Linked DNA regions of Homo sapiens: region 2 is linked to region 1. Evidence: chromatin contacts called from ENCODE Hi-C data. All regions are on one chromosome and are shown on one strand. Each heading gives the region's core, a stretch centred on a gene start or an enhancer-like site at or near the end of the contact. The rest is flanking DNA. Distances are from core to core; before and after follow the strand shown. Region 1 holds the start of ARF5 (ARF GTPase 5). Region 2 holds the start of WDR91 (WD repeat domain 91).

Region 1 (7,345 bases), core at 2,811-5,310:
TAGTGGCAGAATTCCCTGGGTAATTTTATTTATTTATTTAATTTATTTATTTATTTTGAGACGGAGTCTCACCCTGTCACCCAGGCTGGAGTGCAGTGGCACGATCTCAGCTCACTGCAAGCTCCGCCTCCCAGGTTCACACCATTCTCCTGCCTCAGCCTCCTGAGTAGCTGGGGCTACAGGTGCCTGCCACCACGCCTGGATAATTTTTTGTATTTTTTTTTTTCTAGTAGAGATGGGGTTTCACCGTGGTCTCGATCTTCTGACCTCGTGATCCGCCTGCCTCAGCCTCCCAGAGTGCTGGGATTACAAGCGTGAGCCACTGCGCCCGGCCTCCTCTGGGTAATTTTAAAGATGCATATTGTTGGGCATCAGACTAGTCCTGATGAATCACATTTTCTGAAATGTACCTCAGGATTCGTATTATTAACGCACATTCTCTCCCCCTCTAATTTTAATGTGTAAGGCAAACATTAAGAACGGCTCTAAGTAGCTACGAGAATGATGGGAAACAATTACGTGGTTCATGGAACTATGAAGGGAGATCCTGTAATCTTCAGCAAAGGCTCCTTGGAGCTGGGAAGGAATGAGATTTGCACCACTGTAAACCCTACAGTATTTCCAGCCCAAGAATAAGGAGGGAGAAGCTGAGCTGAGGGTATGTGTGGGTGGGGTTGCCCTGCAGCCTTAGCTGCTTTGATCCTCTCCCACGTTGTCTCTTGGTACCCAGTAACCTAGCCTCTCCTTTGCAGGCTACAGACAACACCGTGTACAAACCACAGCAAATTTATTACTCAAGATCCAGTGCCACATTATAGCACCACCCGAAGCCCTCACCTTCCCCCTCCCAACCTGGCCCCTAGAGTACACCCAAAACAGAAAAAAAAAAGGAAACCCAGATCCCTGCTCCTCCTCTGGAAGAGGGGGCCTTGGCCAGGAAGCCCCTTCCATAGGTCCCAGCAGGCAGGAGAGTGGACCCCTCTGTGCCCAGAGAGCAAGGCTCCAGGCTCCAACAACAGAGAGAACATGCAGGCAGGAGCAGGAGCAGAGGCCTGTGGCTATGGGGGAGGAAAAGTGGGAGGAAAGGGCACTGCCTGAGGAGTCCGGGAGTCTGGTCATCCCGGGGATGCACGCAGGAGCTTCCGGGCATCAGGGGCCTGCCCCTGGCTGGTTAGCGCTTTGACAGCTCGTGGGACAGCCAGTCCAGACCATCGTACAGACCTGTGCCTTGGGTGGCACAGGTGGCCTGGACATACCACTGTGGGGAAAAGGAAAGAAAGAGGTCAGCAACCAGGAACAAAAGGAATGCCTTTATATCTCTGTCCCAGCCTGCAGCTTCCCTCAAGAGGCAGGATTCAGCACCAGGTGGGCAGGACCCCTACCGTGCGGCTGCGTAAGTGCTGTAGCCCCAGCTTGTCAGTCAGCTCGCTCACGGGCATGGCGTTGGGCATGTCCTGCTTGTTGGCAAATACCAGCAGCACTGCATCCCGCAGCTCGTCCTCCTGCAGCTGAGAGAGGAGAAGAGAAGGTGGGACCCAGGCTGCGTCTCCTCTACTGTGTTGGGGAATTCCCTTTCTACCTCCTAGCATCTTGATTGGAAAAAAAAAGTATTGTGCAGTCTGCCGTTGAAGACAAGACATAGTTGTAAATGAGCTTGAGGTGACCTGAGCCCATAAGTCCAGAAAAGAAAGACCTTTTCCTAATTTGAGTACTTGCCTAGGCAAAATGACAACATTTCCAAATGGAAAAGGCAGGAATGTAAAATGTTTCTCTTTGCCACATATAAGTCCCATCTCTCCCACAACTTCTCAGACTCAGATGTAAAGACATGAGAATGCGGCCGGGCGCAGTGGCTCACTCCTGTAATCCCAGCACTTTGGGAGACCAAGACGGGTGGATCACCTGAGGTTGGGGGTTCAAGACCAGCCTGGCCAACATGGTGAAACCCCGTCTCTACTAAAAATACAAAAATTAACTGGGCATGGCAGCGGGCGCCTGTAATCCCAGCTACTTGGGAGGCTGAGGCAGGAGAATTGCTTGAACCCGGGAGACGGAGGTTGCAGTGAGCCGAGATTGCACCATTGCACTCCAGCCTGGGCAACAACAGCAAAACTCCCATTTCAAAAAAAAAAAAAGACAAGACAATGCACAGAAAAAGTGAAAAAGTCACTCCCATCCAAAACAGGGTGAGATACACAATGTGTCTGTCCACAAAGAAAAACTTATATTCCTGGTCTTCAATGCCTGTTGGGGGCTCCCTGACTTCTATACCACTACAGAGATCACTCTGTCCCCAAGCTGAGGGCTCAGTTCCCAGGGCTCTGGGTACTCACCATCTTCTGGAGTTCATCAGCAGATTCTTGGACCCGCTCCCGGTCATTACTGTCCACCACAAAGATGAGGCCCTGGGCAGGAAGGAAGGAAGAAAGGAGAAGCAATCACTTCTGCCTGGGACATACCGTAGTGTGGCCCTTTCTGTTTTCTTCCCATTTGTAATTGTGTCAATCCTTCTCATCTAGTAAACTCTACAGAAGTTTACAGAACTCTATAGAAGCTCTACAGGAGTCATGGCACAAACTAGAGACCCCACTGCAAAGAGGAAGTAGTTTATCCAAAGATGTGCAAGGAAATAAAGACATGTTATGAGGGCTAAATCAGGCAGCCTGGTCCCAGAATCCTGCTTCTAAAGAGAAGTCCAAGCTGGGGAAGACTAAGGTGAGTTCTGAAGAGTGAGTAGGGGATAGCCAAACAGAAGGGGTAGAAGTGGGGAAGGGTTTTTTCCTTGGCCTGGGGGCCCAGCCTAGGCCAACAATTCTGTTCTCCCAGCCCTAACACCTTTTCCCGTGGGGTTAGAAAGTCCCCTCCCAACACTCCACCTGAGTGTTCTGGAAGTAGTGCCGCCACAGAGGCCGAATCTTGTCCTGGCCTCCCACGTCCCAGACTGTGAAACAGATGTTCTTATATTCCACTGTTTCTACATTGAAGCCTGCAGATAATTGGAAAAAAAAGATGAGAAAACTCCTGAAAGAAAGGAACTCACTAAAACTACTTAGATTTCAGCAGGGACACAAAACCAGAAGGCAATGATCAAGGCCCAGGGGAACAGAACCCCAGAACTGGCGGTCAACAGGGCGGGGCTAGGTCACATCCACCCTGCCTCCGGTATCCACGTAGAGATACCCTGACCCACTTCTCAAATAGCTGTATCTGGTGTCAGGGTCAGCTCCAGAAAAGTGGCAGAACTGGGAGCAGACCCCGCGAGGGCCCGCCGCGGCGCTCCCGCTCCCTGCTTCGTCCCCGGGCTCACCTATGGTTGGGATGGTGGTGACAATCTCCCCCAACTTCAGTTTGTACAGGATTGTGGTCTTGCCAGCCGCATCCAAGCCAACTGCAACGGAAAGGGGCACAGGGATGGAGATGGGAGCGAGGGAGCCCCCTAGAGACCAGGGAAAGGGAGAGGCCACAACAGCTGATGGTGACTGGGGCGGAGAGCGGGAGCGCCTCCAGGTGCGCGTCGTTATCTACCTTTGAGGCCTGGAGGGCAGTCGGGTGGCGTGAGCCAACTCCAAAGAGGGCGCGGAGCGGGAGAGGACTGGGAGGCAAGGGGCACGGGAGGTAGGCCGCGCTCGTTTTAAAAGTCGTCTCCAAGGGCGGAATCCTCCCTTCTTACCAGCCGGGCTGGGGCGGAGGGAGCTTCACCCCACCCAGGCCCGCAGCTCCGGGTGTCAGGCCCCGGGGTCGGCGATGCAGACCGGGACCCGCCCGAGAGCAGAGGCCCCGGGGCGTTATGAGGTGGGTGACTCGGGGCCAGAGACCCAGGTGAGCGGGGCTGGAGGGACGCGGGGGCGGAAGGGCTGCGCCGGGGCCGGCGCCCCGGTCCGGGCCGCGCGCTCGATCTGCCTCACCCATGAGAATCCGCATCTGCTTCTTCCCGAAGATCCGCGAAAAGAGCGCGGACACGGTGAGGCCCATGGCGGGGCCCGGGGAGGGGCGCGGGCACCGACGCGGGGTGCGGGCTGGAACTGGCCGGCCGCGGGGGGATGGGGCGCAGCAGCAGCAGGAGGAGGCTCCGCCGCCGCCTCCGCGCGTCGCTGCCCTCCCGACGTCACCGCGGGCCCGCCCCCGTCCGGGCCCCGCCCCCGGCTCTCGGCCCCGCCTCCCCCGGCTCTGGCTCCTAGGGGAGCTGAAGCTCCGCGAGTTGCCGCTGCTGGCCTGGGTCCCGTGCGGCCCTTACTTGGGAACGGGTCTAGGTCTCTAACGCGCCTGCCAGGCCTGTGGCCGCCGAACCGGCAGCCCGAGCGCGGCTGAGGAAAGGATTCATCGCTCCGCAGCGGCCCCTGCCCCCATTTTCAGTGGCCGGCCGCTGGGCTTTGGTTTGTTGCGTCCAGGCCCCTAGGGGCTCCGGTTTTAGCCCTTGGGAACCAGTAGCACTGAACGTGTGCACCACTCTCCTTTGGGGAGTGGAAGCTGCGATTAGGGGTCTTGGTCCTCCCTTTACTGCCTCATCTTCCACCGAGGGACTTGCGCGTAGTAGGTGGTCGTGTGAAGAGTGCGCGGGAGGTAGGGGAAGGTGCCCGAGTGCTAGCTAGCTTCCATGGTTCCTCAAAACGCCTACTTCCTAATTCCCAATCCGCAGAACCAGTGTAAGATTCCCGGCCTTGGGCGGCGGGGTCACAGACCCACTCCTGGGCTGTTGGAGAAGTCCACCTTCGTTTGGATCGCCCTGCGGGCCCCGCCTCTCAGTCCAGGCGCTGGCCGCTTTGCCGAAGTTCCTCACTTTGCCACAGACTTGTGGACCTGGCTTATTCTTGCACATCCATTCAGGATTTTGTGAAGATCTTGACTCCGTAGACCCAAAGAGCTTCACATGTCATTTCCCTGCCTCATTTTAACATCTGAGAGGAGAATAGCAAAATAGGAATGAAATTCTTCTGCGGTGGAGACTGGCTCATTGCCAGGCATTATTAGGCCTAACAAATGCTTGTTCAGTTGAACTGGACTGATAGATTCTCAATGGAGCGAGGGTAGGTGTTATGTCTACTCTGGATTCCCAGTGGGCTTCTAGGATCAATTGTTTATGGACTCGAGGTAAACTGAGCTGGGAATAAAAAAACCTTCACTCATTCATTTGCTTTTTCAGCAGATATTTACTGAGCACCCACCACTTGCCAGCACGTGATTTCAGGCTTTAGTTCAAATCTTAATTCTGCCATTTCTTGAGGATTTGGCTTCAGCACTCCTCATAACTCTTCCGTTATTTCATCATCTATAAAATGAGACTTGTTCTAACTTAAGGGGTTATGGTGAATCTTAAAATGATTTGATAATGTGACTGAATGTTATGTATAATACAGCTTGATGTTATTTGGGCCACTGAGAAACGGGGTCTGAACAGACCTCCAGGGCCTGCCCCATCCTGATCTGCAAAGTCTGTAACAAGGACAGACTTTGGGAAACAGGTATGAGTGAGTGAATGACTTTCCTTTTCTCTTCAGTCATAGACTTGCATCCCTAAGAAGGCTTTTACGAGGCTGAAGAGTACATTTTAGAGAGTTCCAATATAATAACAGAACTAGTGTTCACCAAGTTAGGTCAATTCTACATTTAGCTCTTTTATCAGCCTCTTTGCTTCCATCTCTGTTGTCACTACCTTCTGTTCCCCATGACTGAAAGTCTCCTCACAGGTTTCCTGCCCCTTGTTCCCTCCAACATGTCATACAAGTCTTGATGACATCCCACTTTTCAGATTAAAATCCATTAGGGCCTTACTATAACCCAAGATAAAATTTAAATGCCATAAGTTGGGTCCCTACCTATTGTGCCAGCCCCTCTGTTGTCACCTCCTTCACATACCCTAAGCTACTGAATGCTTTCTGGGTGAGTCAAACTCCGATACCCTACAGGTCTTTGCATTTTTTTCCACCTGCCTGGAATGCTAGTTTCCCTGATCTCTGGTTAGGTGGACAATCACGACTCATCCTTCAAATCCCAAAGTATTATTCCCAAGAGCCTTCCATGCCTCACCTAGACAGGCCTCTTTCCTCTTAACTTTCATACCACTTTGAATATACCCAGACATACTGGTGTGATAGCAGGACATATTTGTATGTCTGGTTCCTCACTAGATTGCGAGCTCCCTGAGGGCAAGGTCGTGTCTCTTAATGGTGTTACCATCTGGCACAGCACGTGATACGTTGAGAATCAGACTGATTAGAACTCCTAAACTTACTAGCTGTGTGACCTTGGGCATGTTACGTATAACCTTTCTGCCTCATGTTTTCATATCTGTAAAATAGTGCTAATGAGTATAGTGCTTACAAGAATTACTGTAAAGACTAAATAGCAAAACTCTTGTGAGCTCCTGGTATATAGCTGGCACTCAGGATAGACATGGCTATAGAGTGCCCTCCGTAAATATTTGTGGAATCAACTCAGCAGAACTAAGGAAGGGTACTATTAGGCTGTATGCCTACTAGGTACCAAGCACTGTGCTATAGAGGACTGCAGTTTTCGTGGTCTAAATGGGAGTCTTAATTGTTGCCTTTTAGGGACCATGGGTCCTGAGCTCCCAAATCGTTGGATGCGTCGTTCACCTGGGTGTTTGGTAAGAATGCAGTGCGACGTTGCTCTGTCGCTCGCTGAGCGTAGCCCGAGGTCAAGCTTGGGCGCTCTCACAAAACCGGTGCCACTCTGGTGTCTTCGACTTTGCTGGCTTCGCCTTTCCCAAGCCTGTTTTTTGCCGCTCGCGGCCCCACTGCGTTCTCAACAGGCCGCGCCCACCCACCGGCCGACTTGGCCCCGCCTACCTTGGGCCCACTGGGGGCGGAGCCTGCGGCGCCTCGCTGACGTCACTTCCAGCGGACACGGAAGCGCCGTTGTCGGCAGGCAGCTTTAGTTAGGATGTCGTGATGGGACCGAGCTCAGCGTAACCCTCTGGCCGACGTGGGCCGAGGGGGCCGGCCCGGGCTGCTGTGGCCCAGACGAGCGGAGAGTGCGGAGCGGCTTCTGGGCCAGCGCTAACGAGCCCTGGCAGTGCGCACCTCTGGTGCCAGTGTCGCCCCGCCTCCGGGGTAGAATCCGCCCCAGCCCTCCGGGCCTGGGACCGGGCGGCCGCTTTCGCCAGTCCGTCCGGCCGTTCCGCATTAGGTCCGGGATAACTAGGTGGAGTAGGTGTGCGGCCCGCCGCCGGACAGCCCGCTCGCTGTTTCTTTAAGCCCCCGCCTGCGTCTTCACGGCCCTCTCCCGTTCTGCTGGAAAGCTGACGTGGGGCAATCCGTTCAGACCCTCCATGGAGAAGTTTGGGATGAATTTCGGGGGCGGCCCGAGCAAGAAGGACTTGCTGGAG
Region 2 (7,345 bases), core at 3,599-6,098, 7.6 Mb before region 1:
TGGCCTTCACTAATCTGTTTTCCATGTCTACATTTTGGCTTTTCAAAAATGTTCTATACATGGAATCATGCTGTTGAAGGACATCTGGGTTGTTTCCAGTTTTGGCTATTATGAATAAAGCTTTGTGTACAGGTTTTTATGTAAAAATCTATGTTTTCCTTTCTCTGGGACAAATACCTGAGTGTCATTACTGGGTTGTATGGTATTTGCATGCTTAATCTTGTAAGAAACTGCCAAATTGGTTTCTAGAGTGTGAATCATAATTTTAAACACATTGTATTATAACTATTTCTCCAAATAATTAAATTATCTTAAAAAACAAAAACTTTGACAATTGCATAATATTACATGGGATAGAGGTAGCATGATGTATAAGATTTCCTCTAATGTTGAACATTTGGTTGTTTGAGATTTCTTTCTCCTTGTAGAAATCAGTAATAAGACTCCTGCATGTGGAACTGGTGTGTACAGACCCGCTGGAACTGGTTCCTGTAGTCCCCAGGAGTGACTAAGTTCTGAAAGGCTGATTTGTGCTAACCTCATTGCACAGGGGCCTGAAGAATATATCACGATGTCACTTTGTAAATCTGAATGAGACATATAACTGTCACACAGGGACTATTCGTGGTAACACTGGCATAAATGATATCCTTTCCACCTATGTTGGAAGACTATTGTAATCAAAAACTGCCTTTTAGTTTACCAGGAGGAAGACACTGGAATGCTATGTTTCCATGTAGTCAAATGCTGAGGACACAAATGGTCTTTTTGTGAGCTTTGTACCAGGAAAAGCGGAGTGGGATGCCTATCGGGGCCCAATTTTGGGATGGTCTAGTGCCACCTTCTCATTTTGGGGATGGCCTTGCCATAGGTCAGAACATAGGACAAGTGCCGGCTGTGTTGCAAATGAGCATGGGCCCTGCCCATGGCACTCTCTGGTTTCTGGGTGCCTGTGTTTAAAACCTCTTCCGACTGACATAATATTTATTTTGGAAGTGAATGTCCTCAACCAAGGCCAGTGAGCCTAATATCTTTTCTCTCTCTTTCCACTGATTTTGCATCCTTGGACTCTAAACCATCTTAGGTTGATTTTGCCGTTTAACTCTCAGTGGGAAGTACAATTTCTTCATTCCCAAGATCTTGGAGGGTAACTCACTGTAGCCTCTAAATACTTATACCTTTCACTATTGTAAATAACTTCCATTATTAAAGATAAGTTGCACTTTTATTAAAAAAAACCCCATTCTGCATAAATCTTATTTTTAATGTTTAAATTAATTTACTTTCTTTTTTAAAAAAATAGAGACGGGGTCTCCCTATGTTGCTCAGGCTGGTCATAACTTCTGGCCTCAATCGATTCTGCCACTTGGGCCTCCCAAAGTGCTAGGATTACAGGTGTGAGTCACTGTGCCCAGCCTTTTTTTTTTTCTTTCAGCTTATTTTTAAAATTATTTTTTTAAGGGAAATTAAAGAAATTAAGTGGGATCACTGGGCTAAAGAGTAGAAACATTTTGGAAGCTTTGATAATCTATAAATTGACTCCTAGAAAAGTAGCTCCTTCTGAAGCTTAATGACAATGCCCCTTTCATTTTATGTTCACCAACAGTGGGCAATACATTTTAAAAATTACTAATTTGAGAAGTGAAAAAGGGTATCTATTGTGTGTCACTGATTTTCAGTGAACGAAAGATTAACATATACATAGGCTGCCTCCTACAACAAGCATGAGGGCTACCAATAGGAAACCTGTGAATTACTGGATGGATCATTGTGGGCCATTTCCAGTTTTCAGAGGTGCTCATGACTTTTTAAGGAACTGACTACAGTAAGAAAAGATTTATCTACCAAAGGCTATGGCGATGGATGCTCTCTACTGAGCATGTAACTTGGCACTATCTATGAACCAGACAGTGGGCATCCAGCAGACAATGAATCTGCTAGTGTCTTGATTTTGGACTTTCCACCCTCCAGAACTATGAGAAATAAGTTTCTGTTGCTTATAAGCCACCCAGTTTATGGCATTTCTAAAAAAAAAAAAAATTGCAGCCCCAAAGGACTAAGACAGTGACATTTGAGCAAATGCGTGAAGGAGGAAAGGCAGCTATCCCTGTGGGTATCTTGGAGAAGACATTCCTGTAGAACAAACGGCTTGTACTTAAGCTCTGAGGAGCTGCCTTTCATTGATCAGAAAACTAATCTTAGCTGGTTTTACAGGCTCTGGTCTGGGAAGTGTCAGGGCAGATGGAGGTGGGGGAGGTGAGAACTATGGTTGCAGACTTCAGGTGCCCTTAGGGAAATCTACTTCACAACTTTCCTGTAGGTGGAAGCTTTGGTGGTTGCAACTTGTCCAAATTTTCCAAGTTCACTTTGATGATCTGAGATCTCAAAGTAGGAGTTGGTCTCCCAGTAGTCACAGTGGTGACTCTCCTTTCCTGCCCTTGAGGCAAGTTTAGCTGCCTGGAGGGTACACTTGTGGAGACAGGTAGGGCAAACAAAGAGGGCAGAACAAGGTCTGTCTCGTCCTGCTGTGGCTTGCCCTGTGCTATCTTTTTGGCTTTCTCTAGTGTAGATCAGAGCCCTTTTGGAGCTGAATTTCCATAGAGTAGGAGTGGAGGGTCTGAGCAGAGGGGCAGCAATGATTCTGAGTTGTATTTTGACAAACACGAAAAGTCATACCATTCGAGGGAAGGAGAAGGGAACACTCCATGCATTTTACCAATAGGCCATTCACTGTGCTAAGCGTTTTACATACACTGTCTTATTAAATCTTCATTACTACTGTGCAAGGTGGGTGTTATTGTCACCATTTTTTTTTTTTTGAGACGGAGTCTCGCTCTGTCGACCAGGCTGGAGTGAAGTGGCGCGATCTCGGCTCACTGCAAGCTCCGCCTCCCGGGCTTACGCCATTCTCCTGCCTCAGCCCCCCCGAGTAGCTGGGACTACAGGCGCCCGCCACCACGCCCGGCTAATTTTTTGTATTTTTAGTAGAGACGGGATTTCACCGTGTTAGCCAGGATGGTCTCGATCTCCTGACCTTGTGATCCGCCTGCCTCCGCCTCCCAAAGTGCTGGGATTACAGGCGTGAGCCACCGCGCCCGGCCTATTGTCACCATTCTGCAGAAGCAAGTCTCAAAGATATTGGCTATTTTCCTACTTACAAAAATACGTGCACCTTGTAAAAACTTCAACAATAAAAAGAAAGTAAAAAACAAGAAGTCCTTCATAGTCTCACCTCTCAGATAAAACCACTCCAATTGTCACTTGGTATCTGCAGGGGGTTGGTTTTAGGACCCTCCCTAGAAGACCAAAATCCATGGATGCCCTGATGTAAAAAGGCCTAGTATTTGCATCTAACCTATACACTTCCTCCTGTATACTTTAAATAATCTCTACATTGCTTATAATACTGAATACATTGTACATGTTATGTAAATTGTTGTTATGCTATATTTAATTTGTGTTTTTAAAAATTGTATTCTTTTTTAAACTGAGACGGTGTCCTGCTCTGTCACCCAGGCTGGAGTGCAGTGGTACAATCACAGCTCACTGCAGCCTCGACCTCCTGGGCTCAAGTGATCCTCCTGCCTCAGCCTCCCAAGTAGCTGGGACCACAGGCAGCACCACCACGCCCGGCTAATTTTTTTTTTTTTTTTTTTTTGAGACAGAGTTTCGCTCTTGTTGCCCAGGCTGGTATGCAATGGCGCGATTTCGGCTCACTGCAACCTCCACCTTCTGGGTTCAAGCGATTCTCCTGCTTCAGCCTCCCGAGTAGCTGGGATTACAGGCATGCGCCACAACGCCCGGCTAATCTTGTATTTTTAGTAGAGACGGGGTTTCTCCATGTTGGTCAGGCTGGTCTCAAACTCCCGACCTCAGGTGATCCGCCCACCTCGGCCTCCCAAAGTGCTGGGATTGCAGGCGTGAGCCACTGCGCTCCGCATTTTTTTTTTTTTTTTTTTTTTGTGGAGATGTGGTTTCGTCATGTTGTCCAGGCTGGTCTCCAACTCCTGGGGCCAAGAGATCCGCCTACCCTGGCCTCCCAAAATGTTAGGATTACAAGTGTGAGCCACTGCGCCCGGCTATTTTTTATTTTTAAAACTTTGGAAAAAATATTTTCAATCCTCGTTGGTTGAATCCGTGAATGCGGAACCCGAGGATGCAGAGACCCGACTGCATAGGAACTTGGTGTATAATCTTCCTGAATTTAAAAAATGTACACACATACATACCTAATTTTTTTTTCACAAGAAACCAGGACTATAGCGTACATACACTGCTATGAAATTTGCCTATCCTAGCAGTGCATCTTGGTTATCTTGCTGTGTAGCCAATTCGTCTTACTAATGAAAGCAGAGATTTGGGGGAGTTAGCGCTCTCTGAGGACACGCGTGTTGTGGCTTCACGCAGGTCACTCTGCTCTTAGGGCTCCAGCTTCCTCCGTGTAGGAGGAGGGCAGGGGACCGGGAGCTCTGCGATGTAACGCCAACCAACAGGGCGCCGCACCCCCTGCCCGCCTCGGGACTACCTGGGATGTTCTTAAGATCCAGTCTTGTTTGACGTGGGTGGCAGCCGCCACTTTCAGTAATTCAGACAAAGCCGCCGCCGGCGCCGCCAGGACCTCCCCTCGCCACTCCTCGGGAGGGGTAAGGGTGACTCGAGCGGCCAGGCGGGCTGGGGCTGGCTCAGGGGCGGGGCCTCGGGCGGGGAGCCGGCCGAGGGGCGGGGCCTCAGGCTGGTCGCCCAGTGCGTGCGGGCTGGTAGGCCTGTCGCGGCGTGACGTGCTCGGCGCCCGCGTCCGGCCCCGCCCCATTTCTCCCAGGCCCCGCCCCTCCGTCCCTCACCGCACCACCCCTAAAGACGCTAGCGCTGCGATGGCGGAGGCCGTGGAGCGCACTGACGAGCTGGTCCGGGAGTACCTGCTCTTCCGCGGGTTCACGCACACACTGCGGCAGCTGGACGCCGAGATCAAGGCGGACAAGGAGAAGGGGTTCCGGGTGAGAGGCCGGCGGGAGCGGCGCGGGCAGAGGCGGCCCGAGGGAGCCGGGGAGCGGGCTTCCCCCCAGCACTGCCTCCGGGGCGAGAGCGGCGCTGTCACTCGCGCCGGGGCGCCGGAGACCTCAGCGCGTCCGACCCCAGCTTGACGGATGAGGAACTGAGACCCTCAGACGGACAGGACCTGCCTGAAGCCGCCCCCCGAGTCAGGAGCATCGCCGAGGCTGGAGCCCCGATGCCCCGGCTCCTGGTCTAGGGTTCTGTCTCCACTCCAGCCTCCTTGGCCAGGATGGCGATGAGGTTTTAGGAGCCGAGGTTAGGTAGATGGTTGCGTTTTGGCAACAGATATTCGTGTTGGCTTCCAGTGGCAGTGGAAGCAAAGAAGTCTGCAGTCCAAAACGTTAGCTGCGTTCAAGTATCTGCGGTGTTTGTTTAAAATGGCCTCGTCAGGGACTCATCGGCAATTTTGCTTCTGCAGTTGTGGAAGACCTCATGGCACATTAGAGAAACCCAAACTTCCCCTGCTCTAAAATGATTTTCCATTGCGAGGTTCTTGGAATGTATATGTGTGTGATTTGTATGTTTGTGTGTACTGACTTCAATGAGAGGCAGTGAGCTAACAGCAAGAGCACTGGAGGGGAGTTAGGAGATCTGGTTTCCTGCCTGGCCAAAGTTAGTGGCTACTTAGTGGCAAAAGCAAATCATTTCACCCCTCTGGGCTTCAGTGGCCTGATCTATAAACTAGGGGCATTGGATTGGTATTGATATCCAAACCCTTTTCCAGATTCTGTACTCTGCTGTAATTGCTCCTCACAAGAAGGTGACTTCCTTGGCTGACACTCTGAGCAGCTACCACGGCTTCGTGGAACTTTGATGACTTGAAGGAGTCAGTCCATGCACCTCCTCATGATCCTTGGGATCTGGGAATTGTGGAGATTGTCTCATAGCTCTTCTTCACCCCACCCCCTTTTTTAAAAATGTGAGGTAACTGAAACTACAGTTAAGCAACACTGCCATTTTTTTTTCTTTTTTGACAGAAAGTCTCACTCTGTCGCTTAGGCTGGAGTGCAGTGGCACGATCTCAGCTCACTGCAACCTCTGCCTTCTGGGTTCAAGCGATTCTCCTGCCTCAGCCTCCCGAGTAGCTGGGATTACAGGCGCGTGCCACCACGTCCAGCTAATTTTTGTATTTTTAGTAGAGTCGGGGTTTCACCATGTTGGCAAGGCTGGTCTCGAACTCCTGACCTCAGGTGATCCATCCACCTCAGCCTCCCAAAATGCTGGGATTACAGGCGTGAGCCACGGTGCCTGGCCTGATGACACTGCCAAATTGATCAAGTAAGTCAGAGGCAGATCCAAGATCTGGAGCCAGATCTCTTAGGTTCTGGGCCAGAGCCCTTTTACACCTGAAATTTCCGTGCTTGCTAGAGGGTCAAACCACTTCTCTAACATCAGAAAATTACTGAAAAACCGTTGCATTAGTATGTTTTGAAAATTTTATAGATTGCTAACTTACAAATTTTTTTTTACACCCAGAAGCCATGACAAGAGGAAAAAGCTTTATTCCATGGAGGGGAGAATTCCCTTCTGTCCCTTACCACCTTCTCCATCCATGTTTCTCGCCAGGTGGATAAGATTGTGGACCAGCTGCAGCAGTTAATGCAGGTGTATGACTTGGCTGCCCTTCGGGATTATTGGAGCTACTTGGAGCGTCGGCTCTTCAGCCGCTTGGAGGATATATACAGACCCACAATCCACAAGCTGAAAACCAGCCTGTTTCGATTTTATCTTGTCTACACAATCCAGGTGCCTGTTGATTCAGGGGTTCTGCTTCCCTTGGTGGAAGGAGCTCTTTGATCCCAAAATAGATTTTCTTCCAGTTCCTAGGGAGGAATCTGTATGTGACTATGGGAAAGAGTGCAGCAGTTACAGTGCAATTATTTTTGACTGTTTTTCTTCTTTTTTTTCCTTGTCGTCATCTGTAGATCATCTGACTTGTCTTCCCCATTCCTATTTCCTTTTTTATGTTAAGCATGTAAGCTTAAAACAAAGGTGGTATTTTAAAGAATATAAGTAGCTGGGTTAAAGTTTGAGTAATAAAGATGATAGCTGACCTGGAGGAATGAGTCACTTAGTTATTTGAACATCAGCTAGGGATTAATTTTTAGGATGGGATTTATCATTAGAACTTCAGCTTAAACCAGCTTTGAAATGACAAGTTCCTTGAGAAAAGAGTGATGATTTCCTTTATATTATGGAATTTTATTTTGCCACTTACCTGGCAGGCTGATAGTCAAAGGTTGTCTGCTGTGCAATGATGAAGAGTCTTACCTCTGGATTTCTGTCTCTCCTC

The links. Hi-C counts contacts between places; a loop is a spot of excess contacts on that map. Pooled maps may share reads with other maps.
Region 2: a loop to region 1 is called in a map of B cell, with 34 times the contacts of the local background. The contact joins the promoter of WDR91 here to the promoter of ARF5 in region 1. A Hi-C loop is called at or near these places in 2 of 168 maps with a recorded cell type or tissue (B cell and CD8-positive, alpha-beta T cell) and 6 of 50 pooled maps.

The regions. Positions count from the first base shown.
Region 1 is chr7:127,585,126-127,592,470 of GRCh38, reverse strand. ARF5 (ARF GTPase 5) reads right to left here and starts at 4,060. Exons shown (of 6, transcript NM_001662.4): 1 at 3,906-4,060; 2 at 3,308-3,388; 3 at 2,877-2,986; 4 at 2,334-2,405; 5 at 1,383-1,508; 6 at 771-1,258. The coding sequence starts at 3,972. The coding sequence ends at 1,172. LOC105375490 (a long non-coding RNA gene) reads left to right here and starts at 2,625. Exons shown (of 5, transcript XR_007060511.1): 1 at 2,625-2,715. It overlaps GCC1 (GRIP and coiled-coil domain containing 1), which reads left to right and starts at 6,875. Exons shown (of 2, transcript NM_024523.6): 1 at 6,875-7,345. The coding sequence starts at 7,289. It overlaps LOC105375489 (a long non-coding RNA gene), which reads left to right and starts at 231. Exons shown (of 3, transcript XR_007060513.1): 1 at 231-342; 2 at 467-658; 3 at 2,520-2,602. RefSeq lists enhancers at 2,734-3,359, 3,360-3,986, 3,987-4,612, 4,613-5,239, 6,757-6,806 and 1 more and a silencer at 3,734-4,223.
Region 2 is chr7:135,209,029-135,216,373 of GRCh38, reverse strand. It overlaps WDR91 (WD repeat domain 91), which reads left to right and starts at 4,848. Exons shown (of 15, transcript NM_014149.4): 1 at 4,848-4,994; 2 at 6,619-6,798. The coding sequence starts at 4,872. RefSeq lists a silencer at 4,606-5,145 and an enhancer at 6,316-7,345.